2 separate regions of the Homo sapiens genome follow, and region 1 is linked to region 2. The links are chromatin loops, found by intact Hi-C in ENCODE. Cell type or tissue: dorsolateral prefrontal cortex. All regions are shown on one strand. Each heading gives the region's core, and the rest is flanking DNA. Links, peaks and the distances in the headings are about the cores only. Region 1 overlaps REV3L (REV3 like, DNA directed polymerase zeta catalytic subunit). Region 2 overlaps REV3L (REV3 like, DNA directed polymerase zeta catalytic subunit).

What was found. Hi-C counts contacts between places; a loop is a spot of excess contacts. Peaks named below come from ENCODE experiments on the same cell type or tissue, not always from the same donor. Only the 100,000 strongest peaks of a DNase experiment are listed, where the experiment ranks them.
Region 1: a loop joins it to region 2, with 2.0 times the contacts of the local background. A loop is called at or near these places in 4 of 110 quality-filtered maps.

The regions. Positions count from the first base shown.
Region 1 is chr6:111,354,480-111,367,147 of GRCh38, forward strand. It overlaps REV3L (REV3 like, DNA directed polymerase zeta catalytic subunit), which reads right to left. Exons shown (of 32, transcript NM_001372078.1): 14 at 12,636-12,668; 15 at 10,786-10,865; 16 at 9,374-9,499; 17 at 4,343-4,535; 18 at 2,535-2,646. Among named protein-coding and RNA genes, the nearest start is that of SLC60A2, 100 kb to the left of the region's middle. In dorsolateral prefrontal cortex, for the core only: CTCF peaks have their summits at 7,375 and 7,582; a DNase peak (open chromatin) is centred at 7,382.
Region 2 is chr6:111,411,163-111,423,830 of GRCh38, forward strand. It overlaps REV3L (REV3 like, DNA directed polymerase zeta catalytic subunit), which reads right to left. Exons shown (of 32, transcript NM_001372078.1): 2 at 5,121-5,310; 3 at 318-392. Among named protein-coding and RNA genes, the nearest start is that of REV3L, 66 kb to the right of the region's middle. In dorsolateral prefrontal cortex, for the core only: no CTCF peak of the experiment used is centred there; a DNase peak (open chromatin) is centred at 6,299; H3K4me3 peaks cover 1,258 bases; H3K27ac peaks cover 1,497 bases.

The DNA of each region.
Region 1 (12,668 bases), core at 2,731-10,730, 56 kb before region 2:
GAAGAATTGTAAAGTTGTTTCAGGCATTTTTTCAGATATATTACATATATATTTATTTTTTGACCCGGAGGATGTTTAGTCTGGAGGATGTAAGAGACTCTTTTAAAGCTGATAAAACACCTGTTTTCAAGTTCAAAAGCCAAAGGATTCCATTTTTCCTCTCTAAAAACATTTGGAGACAATAACAAGGTCTTGATGACTTGTTCTTCAATTTCTAGTGGGTTTTATTCATTCTATCAGGTTTCTGAAAGTTACAGAAAGAATAAAGTTGGGTAGATGGGATTAGTGGTGAAAACAACCCAAAACTGTGGATAAAATAGAAGCAGAAGAAATAGGTAAATGGTTCCATTTGCTTAGGCAGAAAAAAGCTGCTTCACAGTTAGTATTTTAAGTAACTCACTACCATCTACACACATGACAGATAAGGGTACTCTAGTAGAGGCAAGGGGCACGGAGGGGAAGGAATCATCTTGAAAAAGAATTCTGAGGTTAAATGGATATGATGTAATATAAATGTAATAGCATTTAGGGAAGAGGAAAAGGGAAGAATCATAGTTATATTTAAGTTAGGGAGACTGCGCAAAGTGAAGTTAATAGTCCAAGGAAATACAGAAAGAGGAAAATGATTGTGACAAGATTATAGATGAGGTTTTACTTGTTTAATATCACTTTATATTACTTTTCGTGTTTGTCACTTGAGGAAGTCAATATTAAAAATGGAAAAATAAAGATATATTTATTTTTATATTAGTACCTAGCACTGCCCCTTACACACAGTTAACATTTATGTACTCACTATGTGCCAGACCTGAGTTTAAGAGTTTTATGTGTATTATCTACCCATTTTACAGATTAGGAAAACAAAGCTGAGAGAGTTAAGCAACTTATTCAAGACAGAAACACAGTGCTGGCTGACTCCAAAGGCTGTGCTGAGTAGGTACACAACAAATAGGGTGAAAGAATGAAATAATCAATCTTTTTGCAGAGTTGTTTGGACTAATATATAAAGAACACTATAGAATTGAAAAGTTGACATTTAAGCATTTTTCTTTTTATGACAGTTTTGTTTACCCCATTTTCCTTAATTACTAGTACATTTCATTTTATGGACATTTAAGAAAGTTATTATACTTGCAAATGACTAACAAAATTCTCAATGTTGGCAGGTAATCCTATCATTGGGAATATACCCAACAAGGAAAAGGCAAGCATACAAGCCCAGGGACATTACTGGACATGTGCTGGTACACAAAATAGTATTGACTGAAACTCTTACATATTTCTTTCTCTGAGTTGCTTGCAGAAATAAAAGAAGTGTGGATACTGAAAGCATCTGACATGTTGATGACAACCTCTGTGAGAAGATAAAAGGTAGGACTGACAATGACAAGACTCAAATAGATGGGAATCTATCTAGTCACCAGTGCTATAAATAGTAAAAATACTTTTTTTCCTTCAGAGTCGTGGGTAGTAGCATACTATTTTTGATGCTCTGTCATTTAATTTTGTTTTGTAGAAAACACATGTTTTGGTTTTCTAATTCTCAGAATGGTTTATGTTAACCCATCTGGGATTCAATCTGATGACAAGTCTGTAGAATATCATCTTAATTTTTCATGTAGAATACTGATTTAGTTTTTATAGGATGAAGTTCAACTATATAAGCAAAACAAAAAAGGGTGAGTATAACAACATGCTCATGGACAGCTTTTATCTGTATATCAGGATCCAAAGAATGTCTTCTATCTTGCTTTAGGCATCTAAAACCCTAAACCTAGCAATGGGCAGAATCCTTAAGTTTCTACAAAGTGAAGCATTTAATAAGAGAGTCCATGGCTACCAAGAGCTACACTGTTGAGAAAATGCAAATTATCCACTTAATGATTTTATTTTTAAATTAAAATATTTTTGTTAAAAATTTTTTTTCATAAACTTGGACAAGATTCTACTATCGGACTGAGGACCGACTACCAAATGGTCAAAAGAGATTTTTTAAGGAGCTCTGTGCACAAGAGTATGTAATAGATAATCCTACATTTATGAACAGATAAATTTATACAGAGAATGCATCCCAAAGCTTTTTGAAAATATTGGCTTGTTTAGAACTCAGAAAACTTTAAAAAAGAAAAAACAAACCAAAAAAAGGTACTGAAATGGTGGCTGGCTCCCAAGGTAGAAACCTAGTTAATGAATAATACAATGGAACTTTATACAGTTCTCCATTATTTCAGCACCACAGAAAAACCAACCTCAAGTACAACTGGGAAGTTAGTTAGAGGCTAAACAAATATTTGTCTTTCACTGGCCCCTCAATCTTGAGAACAGAACACTGCTTTTCCTATCCCTTGTCTGATGAAAATAGTGATGGTGGTGGGAAGTGAGTATAAAATCTTCCCAAGAGTAACTCTGCTTTCAAGGGTCATAGGAAGGGATTCGCTTTCTTCCTACCTTTACTTTTATCTTCACTATTATCTGCAATAGCATGAAACGACTCTCTGAATAAAACTGGAAAAATCAGATATACAAAACAATACCTCTTTATTATATTTGCAATTTCATGAAAAAGTGCCTTCTCATCAGCAGCATAGGTGACTTCGAGTCCTGTAATTCCAGATCTAATAAGTAATGGAGTCTGATATCTGATATCTAAAAAACAAACAAAATGTCTATTATATATAACATTATATAATAATATACCTTCATAATATAAAAGTAATATTATCCTCTACTTTTAAGTAAAATTGTACTACTGAAATATTTCAAATTAAGAAAACATCTCCCCAAGTGAAAACATAACTAACTCAATGTCTTTAAAAAACTCTCAAAAGATTTTTTAGTTTAATATACAACTGAAAATTCAAATTTTGTATTTTCAGCTATTCTCCTGAAAAGGCTGCATTCATAAAATTCCCTAGAAAATAACATATCACTGGCTGGGTGCAGTGGCTCACGCCTGTAATCCCAGCACTTTGGGAGGCCGAGGCAGGCGGATCACGAGGTCAGGAGATCAAGACCATCCTGGTTAACATGGTGAAACCCCGTCTCTACTAAAAAATACAAAGAATTAGCTGGGCATGGTGGCGGGCACCTGTAGTCCCAGCTACTCGGGAGGCTGAGGCAGGAGAATGGCGTGAATCCGGGAGGCAGAGCTTGCAGTGAGCGGAGATCGCACCACTGCACTCCAACCTGGGCAACAGAGCGAGACTCTGTCTCAAAAAAAAAAAGAAAATAACATATCTCTTGTGAAGAAACTGTATTACTTTGTTTCTGTCTTTACTCTTCCTAGCAGGAGAGCTTTGCTTAGCACAGGACATTTTAATCTCTGGTATGATGAAAATGCTTAACCACCACTTCTGCAGGAAAAAAAAGAAAGCCTTAATTTGTAGTGCTGGCCTATTTCATGATGTAAGGACCCCTCCCCCACCCTATGACTGATTTCCAACTGCCAAAGTGACAGCAACTAGTTTGAAAAATTCATGAAAATCCAAGAACTGGCTTGTGAGCTGGTATGTGTCAGCTCAAGCACATCACTGAATAAATTGCAAATTCTTAATATGGTTGTATTCTGTGCTAAGACTTCCTCCTCAGTGGACTGAATTCACTTGTAATGGTGACCACTGAAAGCTGCAGAGGGACAGTAGGTATTTTATAAAATGCCTTATATGGCATTCTATATGAAGAACCTCTGAACCAAAAGTATATTATTTAGAAAGAAAGATAAAGAGATATAAGCAAAGTAAGAATATATCTTAAAAGTATCTTATAAACCATTAACTTATAGTGGTAAGATAAACCCTCTATCAGCAGGAAAATACCTGCATATGCATACATAAGGAAGACTGTGCACCTAATCTAGGGATACATAATAAGGTGGACTCTGTATTAGTAGTAAGTATTTTTATAAAATAATACTTAGAACAAATTATATAAGATAATTATAAATATTAAGATCTTTATATTGCATTGCTTCTGACTTAAAAAATGAATAAATAAATGGGGTCTTGCTATGTTACCCAGGCTGGAATGCAGTGGCTATTTACAGGCACAATCATAGTGCACTACAGCCCCAAACTCCTGGGCTCGAGCAATCCTGTTGCCCAGCCTCCCAGGTAGCTGGGACTATATATAAGCAGGCACCACTGTGCCTGGCTGCTTCTGACTAATCCAAGTAAGAATAATAAATCTAGGACAAAGTTATACACAATCTCCTACCCCTACCTCAGCAAACATTTTAGAAAAGAGTCATCATGCTTGCTTAGATTAGATCTTCAGCACAGGAATTCCCCATTAAAACATTCACCCTAGAGTGGGCAGGTATATCATTAATAAAAATGGACAATACCTTGACTGAAAACTGTCTTGTCTTTATCAATCACTATTACACCTGTGAGTTCTGTTTTTTCTGTATCTGGCAGTGGAGTGTCAGATGAGATGCAGTAGAACAGAGCACAGATTGGGTCAAATTCAGGATCCGGTTCTAAGTCTCGTCTAGTTCGAGCATGCAACTCCACACTGATTAGGGTAAGATTTTGTATCTATAAAAGCAAATAAATACTATGTTTTTAAAACATTTTTTAAAGACATGCTCAAAGAAGTATGTAAGGCTCTAGGGAAATATGTATGTAAGATTACAGAAAAAATGGACATAAAGGACAAAGTCACAGCTCAGCAGCACTCCATATATTAAAACGAAAGATTTTTAATCCCAAGATTAGATTAAATCAATTCATGATGTTATTTCAGAAAATCTGCTCTCAATGACAATATTTAGACTATTTTTCTCAAATATATGCAGGATCTCTCAATGCCTGTTTGAGAAAGAGAATGACTAGTCCAAGTAGTTATACAATGAAACCAAAGTCTGTCACGTTTTACTCTTCATGTAGTTAGCTAAACTATATAGTTTTACCTGTAGTTTAAAGTAAAAAGAGAGCTTTTTTAAAATTCAAATTTCCTACCAATTAATTCACTACTACTTGAGGGCTACTTAAACTTAGACTTTTGCATACACTAGGCAGATTTTTAATTATAGTTTTTCCTGAAAAAAAAAAAAAAAAAAAAAAGAACTGTTATGGTATCAACTACACAACAGCCAGATTTTTACACATGCACATTTTCTCTTTAACATATAATGCAAAAAAGTTAATATTTGCTTTTCATGCTTATTTTTCTATGCCAATATAAACTTTTAACTGTAATTCTTAGTTTTCTTTCTAAAATCAAGACAGAGTAAATAAGAAAAACAAAATATAGGTTGAATTCATGATTATAGCTAGAATTATACCTCATCTTTTTATCATGTACATGTACCTGGCAATGGAAAACAGATTCCTGTTTCAATATTGGTAATTATTCAGATCATATAAATTTAACAAAGGATTTGTGTTTTGTATTATCTTGCATGCAAACTGTTGAAGAAATGTAAATTCAAGTTTCTCACTAGTGACAGGAGTAGAATTTGGTAAATCTCTATCAAAATTAAAATCCATTGATGTGGCAATCCTACTCCTGAAAATTTATCCTAGAGACAGATACACTCATACATGTAGATAAAATATACACAACAAGGATGTTTACTCGAGAATAGCAAAGACTGGAAAAAAACTAAATGTTTACCTGTTGGGGACAGGTTACATAAATTATGTGGTATCCATAAAGGATACACACAATGGAATATTCTGTAACCTTTAAGATTTTCAAGGGAATGAGGCAGATCTGTATGTCCTAATATAAAAAGATCACTATAATACACTGATACATGGAACCAGTAAACACAGTAAACTTCTATACATGAAAAAATGGAAGCACATGCATAGAAAATTTCTGAAAAGTGACATAAAAATGCAGACATACTTATTGCTTTGGGGGAAAGAAATTGCTAGCCTAAAGTAGGAGGGAAGCTTACTTTTCATTGCAAATTTTTTTGTCCTGATTGAGTATTTTTGGTATATATACTATTGCATGTGCTCATTGTAAATTTGTTAAATAATCTTTTTTTTTTTTTTTTTTTTTTAGACACAGGGTCTCTCTCTGTTGCCCAGGCTGGAATGCCATGGTGTGATCATAGTTCACTGCAGCCCTGAACTCCTGGGCTCAAGTGATCCACTCACTTCAGCTTTCCTACTAGCTGGGACTATAGGTACATATCACCATGGCCAGCTAATTTATAAAAACTTCTGTAGAGATGGGGCCTCACTATGTTGCTCAGGCTGGTCTCGAACTCCTGGCCTCAAGCAATCCTCCTGCCTCAACCTCCCGAAGTGCTAGGATTACAGGTGTGAGCCACCTTGCCTGGCCACTAAGTACTTTTTAAAATATAAAGAACATCAATTATGCATGTATAAGGCATAATAATAAAACAAATACAAATCTACCACTTTCCTCAGAAACATATACTGCTGTTTCTACTTTAAAATATTAGTATTAAAAAAAAAATCAAACCACATGAAATGGAGAGCTAAGGGAAAAAACTTTTACTTTTAAATGCATACTCTTCAGAACTTAATTTTAACAATAAGCATGCATTAATTTAGTAAATAAAAAATTTTTAAATGGAAAACTCCTCCCACAAACCCAAATAAAACAAAACAACCAGTTTCATTAGAAAGGGATGAACATATGAGGCCGGGCACGGTGGCTTATGCCTGTAATCCCAGCACTTTGGGAGGCTGAGGCAGGTGGATCACCTGAGGTCAGGAGTTTGAGACCAGTCTGGCAAATGTAGCGAAACCCCGTCTCTACTAAAAATACAAAAATTAGCCGGGTGTGGTGACGCATGCCTGTAATCCCAGCTACTAGGGAGGCTGAGGCAGGAGAACTGCTTGAACCTGGGAGGTGGAGGTTGCAGTGAGCTGAGATTGTGCCATTGCATTCCAGCCTGGGTGACAGAGTGAGACTATGTCTCAAACAAAACAAAAAAAAACAAAAAACACACACACACAAAAAAAAAAACAAAAAAAAAAAAGAAAGGGATGAACATATGAAAAGACATGAAGACTCTGAAAACAATTTTAGGTTAAAAGGGTCTTAGAGGTTGATTTTTGTTTACTAGATCAAATTTTCACACTCAAAATTTGCATTTCTATTCCTTAATAACAAAATGCATTACTGTGCTTAGGGGGTATTTTTTTAAAGCAAACTATATAAAGACATGGCTTGAGAGATTTAGTGAGTGTGACTAGGCAAGAGGCAGGTGAGAAGGGGGACAAAGATTACAACCCTTGTCTTCTGCACTGAGTACTGATGTGCAGAAGAAAGAGAGATTATCCTAGGGTAATGGAAACAGAGGGAGAAAATGCCACAAGCATAATTTCCTAGAGAAAGGAAGAGAACAGTATTTTTTCTTTGGTTTATTCCCTGTTTCAACCACCGGGCGGCAGTTTGGAATGTGCCTTGAGATGAGGAAAGCCGGTTATCGGGAGGAAGAAGCTGTCAGAGCAACCAGTGAGACCTCCAGAGTGATTTTAACTTCCAGAGGGCCCATGGTTCTGAAACAGGGTTACCTAGGAAAATGTAGAAAAGCGTACTTTTCAAATAAGAGAATAATCAAATGTAACATGTCTTTTTGCTATGGTCTATCAAATTTGCTTTAATACATATTTTTAAAAAAGTTTTTAAAAATTTGCTAATTTCAAGTTTGCATTTGATGGTATGTATTACTGAATTTATCACTTAATTTATCTAGGCTTCAGGGGCTAGTATAGACCTAGGTATAAAACAGAAACTGAATGAATGCTGCTGAATGAGAAAAATGTGCAAATGAATAAATGAGGGAGAGACTATGTTCCAATCTAATTCTAAAAAAACATAATTCTCAGTTCAAATGTGAAGAACAAAGGAGGACAATATTAAAATTTTTCCCTCAGTTTATGTTAATCTAATCTCTAGAACAGTTTACAACAGAATTGACTTGAGAAAAAAAACCACACTTAAAAATTGAATTATAACTTAAAGGTGGTTACTAATCCTCTGCTTTAAAAGCAAAGACATAAAGTGACTGTATAAAACTAGCATTGTCCAATAGAAATATAATGAAAGTCACATGTAACTTAAAGTTTTCTAGTAGTCACATTTAAAAAAATAAAAATAGGTTAATTTAAAAACACTTTGATCTGATCCAATATATTTAAAATATTATCCTTTCAACATGTAATCAATATTAAAATTACTAACAAAATATTTTAAATTATTCTTTCCATGAAGTCTTTGAAATGAGTATGTACTTTATCCTTCTAGTATATCTCACTGTGCACGCTAAATTTTCTACAGAAATACTTGATCTGTAATTTCATACAACTTAAGAGTAAAAAATAGTATTACATACCTAAGTCGTTCCAAACATACTTTGAGTCAACTATGTTTTAAAATCTAAATTAAAATTAAATAAAGTTTAAAATTCAGTTCTTCAGTTGTATAAGCCAAATTTTAAGTTCTCAATATCCATGCTGCTAGCGGCTACCATACGACAGCACAGGTGTAAACAATGAAAACATACTCCAATTTCTATCTTACTGCCAGTCAGATATGTGCTTTGAGTTTGTTTTCTGCATACAAATAAATTTACAGTGACCCATTCACATATTCTTTCCAATGCATACTGTAGCTGATGTATATTTTTGCAAAGTCCTAGTCTTTGGCAGGCAGCCTGTGCTGTGAAGATAGCTGGATTAAGTAGAGAGTATATGAGTGAATGAATTTATCCTCTTTTGTAGCAAGCTCTAATCCACTCAGCCAATCAAACAGAAAATACAAGTAAATATCACATTTCAGATGTGACATAACATCTTAATATAATAATCCCCAAAATACAGACTTACTTCTTTTTTTTGTTTTTCCCCAAAGAGACAGAGTCTTGCTCTGTCTGTAGCCCAGGCTGGAGTGTAGTGGCGCAATCACAGCTCACTGCACCCTCGAACTCCCAGGATCAAGTGATCCTCCCACCTCAGCCTCCCAAGTAGCTGAGACTATAGGTGCGCGCCACCATGCTCATCTAATTTTATTTTTATTTTTTGGTAGAGACAGGGTCTTCCTATGTAGCCCAGGATAGTCTTAAACTCCTCGACTCAAGGGATCATCCCACCTCCACCTCCCAAAAATCTTTTCTTATTTTAATGTCCATAAGCTGAATTTCAGTTATGAGATTTGTGAAAGATATGAAATCACAAAGCAGTCTCAGCAACTTAAATGCTTTAAGTTTATGTATTGTACATAAACATGTAAATATACAAAATAGTAAAATGAGAACAAGATGAAGATTAATAGGATAGAATTCAATATACTCCTCCCTTGTTAAAAAAATTCCATACTTGTTTTATAGAATAAAACAGGAGTTAAACTGAACACAATGTATGTGTCCTTACTGTTGCAGTTTTACCTCATGTAAAGCTTTTGCCTCCTGTAAGTTTTGTATGCTGACTTTGAAACCGTAAGTATTGTTTAAAGATGGTCCATCAATCTGAGAAGTTTCTTTCTGTGGGGTATTTACTGCTGCAAATTGATTCTATAAAAAAAAACACACACACACACAGCCAGAAAAAGATACATGAGCAATCATTTTTCTTTTGATTACTTATTCTCAGATAATATGCTTTATGTGTTTAGTAATAAATGGTAAACTAATATCATCTCTAAGTTCAAGAACAAACTGTATTTTATTAATGTTATTTTCATGCTAACAAAGATATCAGAACTGGATACATGTAGAAATATAAGCAAACCATATGTTATCTCTCAGTTCAGAAGCCCTCAATACTGAAAATAACAGTTTTGTAGGGAGTTGACATTTATACCACATGGACATTTATCTTGACCTTTCTTGGAAGTAAGAAAGACAAGCAAGCAATCAATATATTTCCAACTACTTTGGCTAAAGTTTGTAAAAGATTTGAAATACTGATTTGTATTTTACTCTAATATAACATGTGTCTGAAAGATGAATTAAATAAAACAATGTAATCTTCAAAGATTCAGAAAAAAATGGAATCTTTCCATTTCTTACAAAATTATTTTTTCTGATTTCTAAATCTATTAACTGTTTTCCCCAAAGTGTTATGTTCACAACACACTGATATAGTATTTTTTAATATATATAGCTTGTAATTCAACAGTATTTTATAAATGAAAGTTTAAAAAGTTTGATAATCTCAGAAATATTAAAATATATTTTATGTAGTTAATGACATTTATAAGAAGTGGCCAATATATAAGTGATTTCTAGCATATATTTCCAAGGATGTATGTCTAATGTATACTTCTTTCACATAACCATATAATTCTAAGTTTTGTCATATTTTTAGTATTTGAATAAAGACATTTGTGACTTTCCAGAGTTTCAGTAGTAAATAATGTTGCTTTCTTTTACTACTTAGTAAAATAAATTTTAAAAAATCAATAAGGTTATATTTTAGAAAAAAGTAATAAACCAAGAAAAAGGATATATTTTTGGTGGGATCAAAAATCACTTACTTGAGCTCTGCTGTCATTGGATTGTTCTGATTTTGCCAGTAATCAGTTAATGTATTTGTATCCTCATAATCCACATTTTGGCTATCATATTCACTTTCTCTGTAATATTTGTATTTACATATAAGAATCTTTTAGATCCCAACATCAAAAAAAAAACTAAAAAAAGGCAAATTTTTGTTGTCTCAAAGATATGCAAATAATGATGCAAAAATTTAAGTAACCAAAATTTTTTAATTGAGACAAAGTTAACAATTATCTAACTGAAATCTAGGAAAAAGACTGGCTCTTCCACTGATCTTTAAAAATGTTTAGTATAGTTACCTTTGCTTGTGTTAACAGTACTCTTCTAAGAGTGTCAGTATTACTTCCTTTCTTATTACTCAACTTCTGTGTTTTTGGTTCTGTAGAAAGAAATTTAATATTTAACATGTATATCAAAATTACCTGCTTCTGGTTTTTAAAAAACCTTTTGTTGTTCCAAACACTTAAGTACCACTTGTGGGTGCTGTCCTATGAATTCCCCCCAGAATTTCATAATTTAAAAATGAAATTCAAACCTCTGATCCCAACCAAAATAACATTTTGACATTTTGTATTTTAAATGTTTATGTTTTAATTACTGAATTTTATACCTCAGTCATTAACCTAGAGAACTGTTTAATTCATTTATTCACTTATTTATCAAGTATCTATGATGAGGAAGAAAAGACATAATCTCTGCCCTTGTGGGGTCTAGAGAGAGAATCAGACATTCATCAAACATACTAGAAAAATAAAATTATAACTGCACTAATACAACAAAGGGGAATATAATTGGGAATTTTTATGTAGTCAAGGAGATTAGGGAAGGTTTCCTGGAGGTAAAATCTGAAGAGAGTAGTAACTAACTAAGAACAGAGTGGGGATTTTTCCCTGATTACTGTGCAAAAGAATTGGAAGTTACTAAGAGTAGATAAAATGGCTGGTGCAGGAGCCCAGGCAAGAGATGATGACAGTTTGGCCTAAGGTTGTGGTGGAAGAAGTACAATAAAGTAGATAGATCTGGGTTACTTGGGAGATAAACAAGTGATAAGGCTTGGTTAGGGACTAGAAACTACAAGGTGGGTAATGAGGGAATGAGGTGAGTGTTAAAAATAAATTCTATGTTTCTGACTTGTGTAACTAAGAAATGATGGCACTATTCATTGAAATAAGGAAAACTGAAAGAAGGCCAGATGGGTTTTTATGTGGAGGCATGTATATATAAGTGTGTTGGGGAAGTGGTGGTGAATGTATGCGGTGAGATCATGAATTGGTTTTTAAAATACTAATCTTGAGGTGCCATTTAGCATTCAAGTGGAAATGTCAGATAGGTAGTTGGATATAGTGTTCTGGAGCTTAAAAGAGAGATCTGAACTGGGAATATAAATTTGCGAGTTATCTGTAGTAATCCTGTAGACAGGAATTAGATCATTTAGAGAAAGATATAAAGAAGGCTTAAGACCAAGCCTTAATAAACTCCAACATTTAGATAACAACTGAGAATAATGAGAAAATCAAGTGGGAAAAAAACAGAGAAGTAGGAGGAAAGCCAAGTGGAGAAGCTCCAAGAAGGAAGGTAAGGTCAACAAGAAAATGGCTGCTTAGAGGACATATGATAAGACTCAGGAACATCTATTGGTTTTAGCTATAAGTTTACTGGGAATCTTTACAAGAGCTATAATGTAGAATGACAGGGGCAGAATTCAGTTTAGAGTGGGCTGAGAAATGAGTAGGAGGTAAATAACTGGAGTTGTCAAATTAGATAAATCTTTTAAGAAATTTGGCTTTGAAGGGGAGGAGAAAGAGTAGAAGCTGGCTGGAGACGTGAGGTCAAGGCAGGTTTTTTGTTTCTGTTTTAAAATGTGGGAGACCTGGGTATGTATAAAAGCCAACAGGAAAGTCAAGTTGAGAAGATAAGCCTTTTGAGAGGGCTCCTGCATTTCACCCACAAGACAGGATGGAAGCAAATATAAGTAGATTTCACAGCAGAAAGACAGTTGCCATGTGACGACTTTCTAAGACATGACGAAAAATATTTGCTGAGCTATACCTTCATTTAAAAAGCTCTGATTTTCATTACAGTCTAATGTTATCTTCATTTCTATTTCTGAAGAACAATTATGGAGACTTCCTGTTATTTGTACACTTACCTGTTGATAATGGGCTAAGGCCAGGTGCTTCAG
Region 2 (12,668 bases), core at 2,498-10,497:
GCAACTTTCTCTTAATGCTGAACTAAGGTCTGGCCAGAAGAGGCCTAACATCACACAAGGCAGCCGTAATCTCTCCTAACCTACTTCTACGAACTCTCTAATCTGTAACAGGAAAGAAGCAGTTGGGAGCCTCCACCTCTAAAATATCCTTCATAGAGTCCAAGCCACTGGTCTCTCTCTATACACGTACATGTGTATTTTACGGTCTCTGTCTTTAATAAGACTACAAACTATAGAGGCCTTCTTTCTAGATTTTTTTTATTATTAAAATACTTCAATGATAGTTATTCATATTTTGGTTTCATTTATCTTTGTACCTTTTCACCATTGTAGGATTGTAAAGATAGATCTTCATAAAGTGTCTTTCCTTCTCATGATAACCATAAAAAGGCCTGAAATATAAGAAAAAAAATTTCAAATTATTTTCATAATTCAGAGATGAAATAATGCAACTTATTGCCCTAATTAGATTCAGCTGGCCAAATTCAGTCTTACGTTTAATATTATCCACCCCCCAAAAAACAACTAAAAAATCCCAAACCTTTCAGTTAAACCTAGCACAGGTTAACATGAAATACTGAAGCTTTTTTAAAAAGTGTAAAAAATATCACTTTCTTTAATTACTGACGATGGGAATTAAAAATTATCACTCTGAAAAAACTATGGACAAAAAGGAAGAACAAACCATCCACCCCTTAATCTCAAACATCAAGACTCTTTAAGTGGCTTTTTGTTTTCTTTACTCCACATATAAGAAAACATATTTTTGTTTGCTTTACTCCACATATGAGAGAAACAGACCTTTCAGCCGCCTTCTTCTGGCTCCCATTTTTTTGTTAAAAACTGAAGTTCTTCTTCAACAAAGTCCTTTACTTAACAACACTTACATTACTTTCCTTATTCAGCTGTTTATTATTATTTTATAAGTTCAATAAGCAGAGACAATGTACCTATTATATGTACACACAGCATGTATTTCAGTAGCTGATATGAATAAACCTGTAACACACAACCATATCAAGTGCATCCTGTGAAAAAACTGTGTAGACAGGAACTTAAGAGACTGAAAAAGACCATGGACTTACTTAAGCAACATAATCATGTTATGGCTGAGTTTTTTCTCGGGGTATCAGCTGGAATGAGGAAAGGGGGAAGCAAAAGGCTATATAACAGGAAGAGAAATCCTCGGTGCAAGATGAAATAAGCTGAACTCTCACATCATTTCAGGAGGATCTGAAACTACACTACAACCTCTGATATACAGAACACTATTTTCAAGGATGATGTAATTAGAAACAATACATAAACAGGCGTAAATTTGTGAATGAAATAAAAGGCTTTGTATTGGCTGAAAAGTGGTCTGTTAATACACGGTTAAATCTTTAGGTGGATAAACCCAATCACTCTTTATTTAAAAACATTGTTCCCTTATGACAGGCAGCAGATAATAGAATTTACTCTCATAGGACATCACCTCTCTGTGATGTCTAATAGTGTAGTGGACATCAAATAAAGGACTAATTTGGTAGCAGAGACATTATTTTGGGTATAATTTTTTAGTTGTTTTAAGCCATCTGTATTATTGTTATAAAGTAATTTCTGTTAAAAAAAAAAAAAAACAACTATTTACCAAGGTCTAAAGGGTTCCTCATCTCATCCTTGCCTCTCACTCCAATCTCAAGTCATACCATTCTTCCTTCTCCTCCAACCACTCTAAACATTTCAGACCCTCTAACTCGATCCCTCAAGTGGAAAGCTCCGCTCTGGACTTTTGCATGGCTTGTTTAATCTTCATTCAGAACTCTGCTTAATTTACCTTCTCAGAAAAGTCTCACCTGACCATCCCTCCCTCTTACTCTTCACCCTTTTCTTAACTTTTTATAATACCACTTCCCGTCTAGTTTGCTGCTGTATACCCTATTTTGTTGCCATGAAGAATTGGTTAAAGAAAGACATATTACATAAATGATATCATTCTCTCTCATTGGCAAATTCAACCTTAACTGTAGCCCTTTCCTGCTATGGTATTTTTCATATATACAAAGGTAGTTGTCTGGAAACATGGGTTATCTTCAGCCAGATGAATGGTTTTGCCAAAAGAATTCCTCATCAGGGAGACTCTTTGGGGGAAAAAAGTAGAATGGAGGAGTATGAAAGCAGATGTTTTCATGTTTAAAAAATTATATCTCGTAATTAGTTTTTTAAGTATATCAATAGGAAGGAAAATGAGTGTGGATAGCGAAAAATCTCACCTAATTAATTTTGATGGATTGAGAATCTCTTTATAGAAGATTCTCTAAAATCATGAGTGAGAAGGAATCCCAGAAATTAGCCCAAGGTCATGATCCTATCTCTTAACTCAGCCTCAGGATAGTGATAGTCTAAAAAGAATAGAGTTAAACCTCATGTAAATGTTAATTTGGTAGCTAGATGCAACTTTATGTAACTTAAGTAGGAAAAATTGAAGGAGTAAAGGAATTAGAGAAGGTAGAATGAATGGGAAGGAAAAAGGGGATCTAGGGAAGAAAATGACCAAAAAATTAGAAGAAAAAAGAAAACTGCAATGAAAAATTAGAGTGAGCAGCTCATCTGTTGCCCCATGTATCCAGATCTGTAACTCAACTACTCTCAAAAATGTGGCAATGTCTTTAACAAATACAAAAATACAGGAAGATAAGTGACTATGTATTTCACTGGGCTGTTTGGAGACTTAACTTTGAAATGAGGATATATATAGGAAAGTTATTAGAAACTATCAAGAATAAACAAAACTAAAAGATAAAGTAGATAATTATCCCTAACATAATTGCTCCTGTTATAGGATGAGTGTAAACTTTCACCTCATTCATTTATCCAACCAAACAGTTATTGAGTCATCTCATACATGCTAGTGCACTAGCATGCAGTTTACATGCTAGTGGAAGAAACACATAAAAATTAAGTAAATAAATAAAAATTAAAATACCTGCAAACTGTATTAAGTGCTAAAGAAAACAAATAATGGGCTGAGATACAGAATAATAAAAACAGTAATAATAATAATGCCCTACTTAAAATACCTTATTTTACGTGGGATAGTCAAAGAAAACTTCTCTGAAGAGGTCAATGATCTGGAGGATTGGGGAAGGGTAGAACACTCAAGGAAAGAAAATTGTACATACAAAGAACTTAGGTGAGAAACAACTTGGATAGCAGAGGAACTGAGAGAAAGTCACTGTTTCTGAATGGAATACAGAAAGCAGAGTTTCAGAGGTAGATGGGGTGAGGTCACATAGGTTATGGCTAGAAGTTTAAATTGTATTCTATTAACAATATGAAGCCACTCAAGAATTTTTAAATGATTTTAAATTTACAGTATAAGAGTACTTCTGCTGCTCTGGAATGAGATAAAAATAGAAGGAAATTCAATTAAAATGATACTATCATGGTCCAGAGGAAAGCCTAGATTAAGGTGGAAGCAGAGATTTAAGGTCTCCACTTGGATTTCATATGGACATAAAACAACTCAAATGTTCCTGTATGAGCTCCAGATCTTTCCTGTCAGTTGACTCTACCTCTACCTTCCGTCTTCCTAGCAGAACACCCTTAAACTTTTGCAGTCAACCTTGATTCCTCTCTCACAATCCTTACCCAAACACAAAGCAAAGCTAATACATTAACTCAACCTTCAGAATAGATCCAGAAGCTGATGATTACTTCCCTGCTACCACCCTAGTTCAAGCCACACTATTTTCTTTTTTGTTTTAATTTTAATTCCTTGGTCTTTTCTACCTTAATATCAAGCCACCATATTTTCTTACCCAGATTAATGTCCTAATTCTCTCCCTGCTCTTATTCTCGTCCCCCTACAATCTATTATTAATACAGTTGCTTAAGTAATCCTTTCCAGTTTAAGCCAGATCTTGGCTGCTCAAAATCATGTAATAACTTACAGTAAAAGTCAAAGTCCTTACATTAGCCTACTGAGTGATTAACAAACTTAAGCATGCATAAGAATCATCAGAAAGGCTTTATTAAAACACAAATTGCTGGGCCCCAAGAATGTAGTTCTACCAAGTTCCCAGGTGTGTCAGTCCCAGTCCTCCAAGAAGTAAATGCCAAATGTGAGAGAAAATGAGAAGGCAGCCAGAAGAAGCCGGCATAGCCACCAGACCTAGATACCAGTCTCATCTCAAGTGGACAGAGGGATGTTTTACAGATCTGCTTTAGTATCTTTGCCATGCTCAGTCATAGGGTAAGAGTAGCCTATGGAAAGCAGCTCATGTGGAGTGACAGACTGGAATTGAGTGTATAGTAGCTGGGGCCATTCACTCATTCTCTGTGTATTTGGAGATCTGAGAGGTATATTCTCATGGCTGTAAAACTAGGTAAAGCTAATGATAGTAGGTGATACTAGGAAACCAAAGTATGGAAACCACACTTTGAGAATCATTGGTCCTCACAGTCTCTACCCTCTCATCTCTCTCTTATCTCATTTAGTCCAACTCTCCTTTACTCTTCCACTCTAGTCACCTGGCTTCCATGCTGTTCCTACTCCCTTACCTCCTTCAGGTCTTTGCTCAGATGTTGTTACTTTGTCAATGACACATTCCCTGATTACTCTAAAATTGTCACTAGTCTACTTCCTTACCCCACACTACTATTCCTTCTTATCCTGCTTGTATAGATTCTTTCCTTCCACACGACTAATTATCATATAGCAAATAAATTAATTTAATGTTGTATTTATTGGTTATTATCTGTTTCCCGTAGTAGAATGTAACTTCCACATGGGCAGGGCTCTTTGTTTTGTCCAGCAGTATATCCCAAACGCCTAGAACAGTGCTTAGCACATAAAAAGTATTTAAGAAATATTTGCTGAATAAATTACTATATGAATTACTAATGAATTTCTATAGTTACAGGAAGCAGAGAAATGGGAAAGGAAACAACAAAAATCACTGTTGACTCTCTACCTTTCATTGCCATAAAAATTCATGTTAAAAAGTTACAGCAAGGAATTCACTACAGTTCCATTAGACTAGAAGTAAAAGAAATAGAGTTTATCAACTGAGTATGTTTTCCTCTAAATAGAATAGCAACATAAACAGAAATTATAAAATATATTATCATATACTTACATTCCTGATACTAATGACACTTTGAACACATGCTGAGCAGTGGAAGATGGATTGCCTAAAGCCACATTAAGTGCTCTGTCGATACTGAATGCCATCTGAGAAAGATAGCTTTCTGGCTGCTGTCCATAACCATCGTATGGCACATAGAGGTAAGGAAAGATGCCATGTAGATGAAGACATGTCTTCTGACCTAAAATGTAACACATTATAAAGTTTAGTTTCCAGACACAGTTTAACAATACAAAACTCAGAATGAAACTCATTTAAATGTTCTAATGGCAACACAGCTTATCTAAGGGAAGAGTTGAAAAAAATTAACCCATAGTTCAAAGTAACCAGTATTAACTACATTTTACAACAGAACATTTGGAAACATTGTGTAAACACAAGCATTGTATAACAGTATGACTTAAACAGTAGTTTTGATGAAAGTATTTTCACTATTTAACCCTCATAATCCAACTAGTCTTGTGTACTTCACTGAATCATCTATAAATACCAGTGTTATGAAGGTTATAAGCACAGTGTTATGAAGGTTACAAAAATTCACAAAAAGTTTACTAAATAAATCAATGAATGCCTGTCTTGGCATTAATGTTTTCAAACAAGAGCCTTCCCTAAAAGAGAGGCAGCTCTGGGAGAAAGGGGAATGTAAAAGCAGTTCCAGTGTGCAGAATTTTGCTATTGCAGTGGGAAGGAGGGTAAAAATGAAATTTTGCCATTAAAAGGAAAAAAAAAAAGACAAAACCAAATCAAAACAAAATCTCTACAGATCAATTATCTATAATGGATTTCAGGGTATCTAAATTTTATATTTGGTGGTATGGAACAAGGGGAGACAAAAGGCCAACATGCACACTTCTCAGAAAACCAATATATCAGTCAAGGTGCAGAAGGGGTAAATGGTGCTGACTTGCCAACAGACAATCCAGCACAGCCATGATAAAGAAAGTAATTTGAGTGAGAACCCACAAAAGAAATGCCACAGAAACGATAATCTGTCCATGACAAGATTAAGTAACAACAATGGCAACAAAAAGCAGATGCACCATTGCTCTCATGAATCTGGCAGGGCTGTATGGAAGTGGTTACTGTCCTCAGAGCATTGTCCCTAGTTCCCCTTGGGTATGTGCCATTTGTCTAATCCAAACAGAGAGGAGAACAGCAGTGATGGAAGAACACATCCATTTTTCTCATGCTGTCACCCGCTCTCACTGTGCTGTTCCTGCCAACACAAGCCTCAGGCTTCTTCCCCACCCCTTATCCCTCCTCACTCTGCTTCACTGGGCCTTTTCTTTTGGTAGGAATGTAAATATTTGTTTGATCACTATTTCCCATTTATGATTTAGAATGATTTATATAAAATATATAGAAAGTAGTTCTACACTGTGTTGATATCTTAATGTTTACATTTCTTATAAAGAATAACATTAGCTTCTCTTATTTTTAAGGTACACTTACGACAGAAAAATAAATCTGGAACAGTTATTACATAAAGCAGAGCAAATTTAGAAAGATCAGTCACATAATGAAACAAGATCTGATTCTCCGAACTGTAATATTCTGATTTGAACTACCAACTGTCGTGCTTTTGAAAAATTACAAATTGTGTTGCTGTTATACAAATTTCAGTTTCCAGTTTGGCTATTTCATTTCTAAATACAACATGGTATTAATTCCTAAATTTCATAGTTTTTCAATTCTTCAAATAGAGAACATTCAAACTATATTAATGAGTCTTAATAGATTTAATCAATTTACTGATGACTTACTTGAATGCTTTTTAAATATCTCATGAATAAATGTTATAACCATTACCCTTCTGGACAAAAACCACAATTTGACTAAGAGTAACTGGTATGCTAAACTACAGGTTGAGGGAGGTGGGAAGACAGTGAATTATTTCCTCTTAAGTTGACAAATGCAAGACCAGTGATTACAGAATTACTAGTGCAATGCCATATTTTACAAGCAATACTGTAAATTCCTAAGGTATTTGTTTTATAGTCAATATATCTCAATAATGGAATTTTGGGTAAATTTTACAAGAAACAATTACAAAATTGGACTGTATTAATAGTTTCTTTATGGTCAGAGTGTTCACAAAGTGTCTTAAAAATAATTTTATATCCACTTTTCACATCTCCTGTGAAGTAGGGACCAGAAGAATTACCTTTCTATTTATAGGCTTCAGAACTACAACAATTTTGGGATGTACAATTTAGGAAAAAGGAAGAAATGATTTACTCAGCAGGTAATAGGGTAAGTGCTTTACCTATGTATTTCTAATTAGGATAATCTTGCAGTATTGATGGAGGTTAACGTTCCCAAAGTCACATAACTATTAAGCAATAGAATCCAGCTCAACAAAACCTAAAACCAATACTCTTTCCATTTAACCATGCTGGTTCAATGTTTTTAAAAAGTCAATGTTGGCTTCCTTAATTCCTCAGTTTTTATTTTTTATTATAATTGCCTGTTTCCTTATCTAACTTTCCCATTTCATGGCAAAAACTCTTAGGGAGGTGTTATTGTGTTCAAATGAACACTATGTCCCCAGAACTCAACAAAAAACACATGGTATGTGCTTAACAAACATTTATTAAATGAATTAAAGAACCCACAACAAAACAGAATAACTGCTTAAGGACAAAGGAATGATGTGAAAGCCTTTGAATATCTGAAGAAACACATCCACGAAAAAAGAGGGACTCTGATACAATTAATGTAACTACCATCAGGGTTAGAGGAGGACATGGGTGTGTGGGGTTGAGAAGGATCCCCAACATATTGCACTTTCCTACCCTGAATGACCTGAAGTGCCATCCAAATCTGTAGTCACTCTATCAACACAGACGTACCTCTCTCTCCAGTGCTCCTGCAGCTAGAGATGGCTCAGTGCCTTACTCATCACCCTTCCTCAAGAACAACCTCCTGAAGAACAACCACAACACAAGGAATTCTTGGCATAGCACTAACAGCTCTAATATAGAATAAGAATGATATAAGAGAAAATGAAAGAAACAGGATAAAATAAAAAACTCAAAAGTTAAATAAGGAAAGAGAAATGTGTAAAAATGAACACGAGAGTCAACTGCTTTTTGGAAATAGTATGTCTTTTATTACCATAAAATTTGTAGTTCTGTAATTTGCTTTATCTTGACAAGATACAGACCACTTCTATTTATTTCCCTCCGCTAGCTCTACCTCACACAAATGTGTGGAGATACAGAGCTGTAAAGTCTTTAGAGATAAACCAGTCTACTACAACTCCCGTTAGTTAGGATTAGGTTAAATTGTGAGAAAATGCCCCCAAATCAGTGGATTTAGCATTAAAATTAGTGGCTTCTCTCCTAAAAGAAGTCCAGAGGTAGGTAGCTGGTACTAGAAACCCAGCTTTTTTCAACATCTAGTTAGTGGTCTAATTAAGAACTTGTGACTTCAGTCCAGGCGCTTTTCCACTATACTTCTAGAAGTTCCACATACAGGATGCTTTCAAGAATGTTTTTATAAAATTAGTGAAAGTTATGGTATTTTGAAACCTTCTACTAAATGATTTTGGATTCTCTTTTTTTTTTTTGAGATGGAGTCTCGCTCTGTCACCCAGGCTGGAGTGCAGTGTTGCGATCTCGGCTTGCTGCAAGCTCCACCTCCCGGGCTCACGCCGTTCTCCTGCCTCAGCCTCCGGAGTAGCTGGGACTACAGGTGCCTGCCACCATGCCCGGCTAATTTTTTGTATTTTTTAGTAGAGACGGGGTTTCACCGTGTTAATCAGGATGGTCTCGATCTCCTGACCTCATGATCCACCTGCCTCGGCCTTCCAAAGTGCTGGGATTACAGGCGTGAGCCACCGCGCCCGGCCATTTTGGATTCTTAAAGGAGTCAGGGTATTAGGTATTTCTAGGTAACATATAGATTTAAGGAAAGAAAATATCCCTACCCCTTCAACTCTATTAACGTAAACTGATACATAAAAATTGTACATATATATGGTATACAACATGAAACTTTGATATGTATACACCATGAAATGATTAAGTCGAGCTAACATATCCATCACTTCACATACTTATTATTTTGTGGTAAGAGCATTTAAAATCTAATCTCTTAGCGATTTTCAAGTATATAATACATTATCAACTACAGTCACCATGCAGTACAACTGATGTCCAGAACTTATTCATCATGTCTAGTTGAAACTTCATACTCTTTAAACAACAACTCCCCTTCCCCTCCTCTGAAGGTTCCCTCTTACTATCATGGCAAACTGAAGTTAGACAACAAGTCCAAGAGAAATAAGATCGTCTGTGGCTGAACAAGCCCATGTACACAGGTTTCAAAAATTTCAGAGTTTGAATTTTCCAATTTGATTGATGTTCCCTAATTCAGAAGCTGCAAAAGTTATTTTAAAAAGCGCCACCAAAACTTGACACCATGGCAAAACTCTGTGGAGCTGGCTACTTCCCATTGTGTGTAAGTACATAACAAAAGGCAGATGCCTCTTCAACAAGGAGTATGTGGGTGCTCTGAATTTCATCTTTCACGGAACCCAGAATTATACTAAACATTAAGTCCTTGGCTGGGCATGGTGGCTCACGCCTGTAATCCCAGCACTTTGGGGGCTGAGGCAGGTAGATCACGAGGTCAGGAGATCAAGACCATCCTGGCCAACATGGTGAAACCCCTCTCCACTAAAAACACAAAAAAATTAGCCAGGTGCCTGTAGTCCCAGACACTCGGGAGGCTGAGGCAGGAGAATGGCGTGAACCCGGGAGGCGGAGGTTGCAGTGAGCCAAGATCGCGCCAATGCACTCCAGCCTGGGAGACAGAGCGAGACTCCATCTCAAAAAAAACAAAAACAAAACAAAACATTAAGTCCTTTATATCCCAACATTTCTTATTGTCATTTTTCAACATTTTATTCTGCAATTTAGGTGTCTTGATTTGGTCTCTAAATTGCCCATCTAAAATCTTGTTAGCCTATTTGTAGTAAAATTACTTGGGGTATTTTTGTAGATTCAGTTTCGATAAACACAAAGACTAAATGTACCATTCCTCTAATTTGGGGGTCTGAAAACTTTTTCTGGAAGGTGACAGTAAATATTTTAGGCTTTATGGGACATGCTGTATCTGACACAATTACATAACTCTGCTGTTGTAGCCTGGAAGCAGCTGTATGCAATACTTAAGTGAACGGGCATGACCGTGTTACAATAAAACTTCATTTACAAAAACACGCAACATGAGGGATTTGGCCCATGGATAGTAGTTTGCCAATCTCTGCTCTAATTAATTAGACTTCTTTCTCCATCATCATCTGGAATAGAAAAGTTTTTTTTTTTTTAAAGCTGATGGGTAATCAAAATCAAAATAGTGATAGCCTAAGAGTATCTTAGGAGAATAAGAAATACTCATTGTGTAATTTGCATATCCCATCTCCCAAATCTCAAATTCAATCTAAACAAGGTTTTAAACAAACCTCGACAGAGCTATAAAACAGAAAAACTTGGTATGTGAGCAAGAACATTTACGTTTACAAAAATTTTCATATTTTCTTCTTCCTGGAACATCTCAAGTTTTATATCACTATCATTAACTCCATCTGTTTCCTTCCAGTCTTTCTTTGCTTCTGTCTTTCTAAATTTTACTCCATCTTTCTTTTCCCATCTCCACAAAACCACAAAACGAACTAAACAAAACTCAGTCACAGAAAGTGTTAAATTATCTATTCTCATGGAAAAAGAAAAGTTGTAAGGATGTACTCTTAGCCTTGGAAATTAGATTTTCAGAATTTATCTTACAGAAAAACTTAAAAATGTACACGAAGATTCAGATACTAAGATGTGAGGTATGACTAACAATAGTGAAAAAAATGAAGATAATCTAAATTTCCAAAAATAGGGAAATAAGTAAAATTATGTTATATCTGTATAATAGCTCTGTGGCTCTGTAGCAAATCCTGCTTCCTGCCTGATTTTCTAAATAAAGTTTTATAAGAATACACCACAGCCATTTAGAATGGTCTATGGCTGCTTATGCTATAGACAGAGTTGAGCAGTTGCAATAGACACCCTACAACCCTCAAAACCTAAAATATGTGCTTTCTTGTTCTTTATAGAAAAAGTTTGCTAACCTCAGCAACAGAAGATGTTTAAGTGTATTTCCTAGTATAAGAAAATGTTTATGATGTCTTTATAGTCAGATGAAAATCAGTTATAAAATAACATAGTACATGAGACCAGGTGATGAGTGATTCTTTTATATATATATGGGTGATTCTTTTATATATATATACACATATATATATATATACACATATATATATATATACACATATATATATATATACACATATATATATATATACATATATATATATACATATATATATATATACGTATATATATATATATATATATTTCCCCCCACTAAATATACAACTTGTGTAAACAAAAGGGAGGAAGAAAGAATTTACCTACTTTTAAATAACCCAGAAACTTAAAAGGCAAAACAAAGCATAATATATAACAGTTTCCTTTCATTTTCTCCTTTTATTTGTAAATAATACTTTGGAGTTTCAAATTTATTTATGCCATTTTATTTCTTCAAATAAAATATACAGAACTTTATCTAGAATCATTGGCTTTAAATGATTAATCCCAAATTACTAAGAGAAACTATATCGCTGAAATACCAGATGTTTCAAAAGTCTATTTTATTCATACATTTGTCTAATGTGTCTTTGTATATACAGTGCAGGGTATAGTTGGTTCCTTTATTCATAAATGTAGTCATAATTTCTCTACTCAAGTAATTTGTGGAGACCCAATGTTTGGTGCTAAACCATAGGCTGCTTATAACACAGCCACTAACTTCATGACTATAAAGCCACTAACTTTATAGTCTACTTGGAGAAAATGATGAATAAATAGGCAATTACAGTATGGTATGACAGGTGCTCAGAAGCACAAAATCCTATGGCTATATCCACAAGTATCTAACTCAGACTTGTGAGAATCTAGGAAGGCTTACCAGAGGAAGTGACATTTGAGCTGATATCTGAACTATGAATCAGATTTAGCCAAGCAAATGAGGAAGAATGTTTTCAGTATGTACAGAAACCTGACAGCAACAGAAACATGGCATCTGGGAACAGGAAAAGTGTAGGTGGGATGAAACAAGGAGTGCAGTGGAGAGAAAAGAAAAAGAGTATGAGAAGGAGAGAAAGAAAAAGAGTATGAGAGAGAGAAAAACAGTGTGTGTGTGTGTGAGAGAAAGTCTGTGTTTTTGTGTGTGTGCGCACATGCATGTACTAATGACCTGTACAGATTCGCATTTTATAAAGTTCCCTGTGGACACATTGTGGGGACACTAGCAACAGAACTACAGAAAGGAAAATCTGTTTAGGAGGCTGCTGGAGGAATTCAGTCGAGATGTCAGTAGAGGTGGAGAAAAGGTCAAGGATTTAGGGAGTAGAATCAAGAGGCTATGGTAACTGGAATTTGAGAGTAGGATAAGGCAGAAGGAATCAAAGATGACTCTTATTTT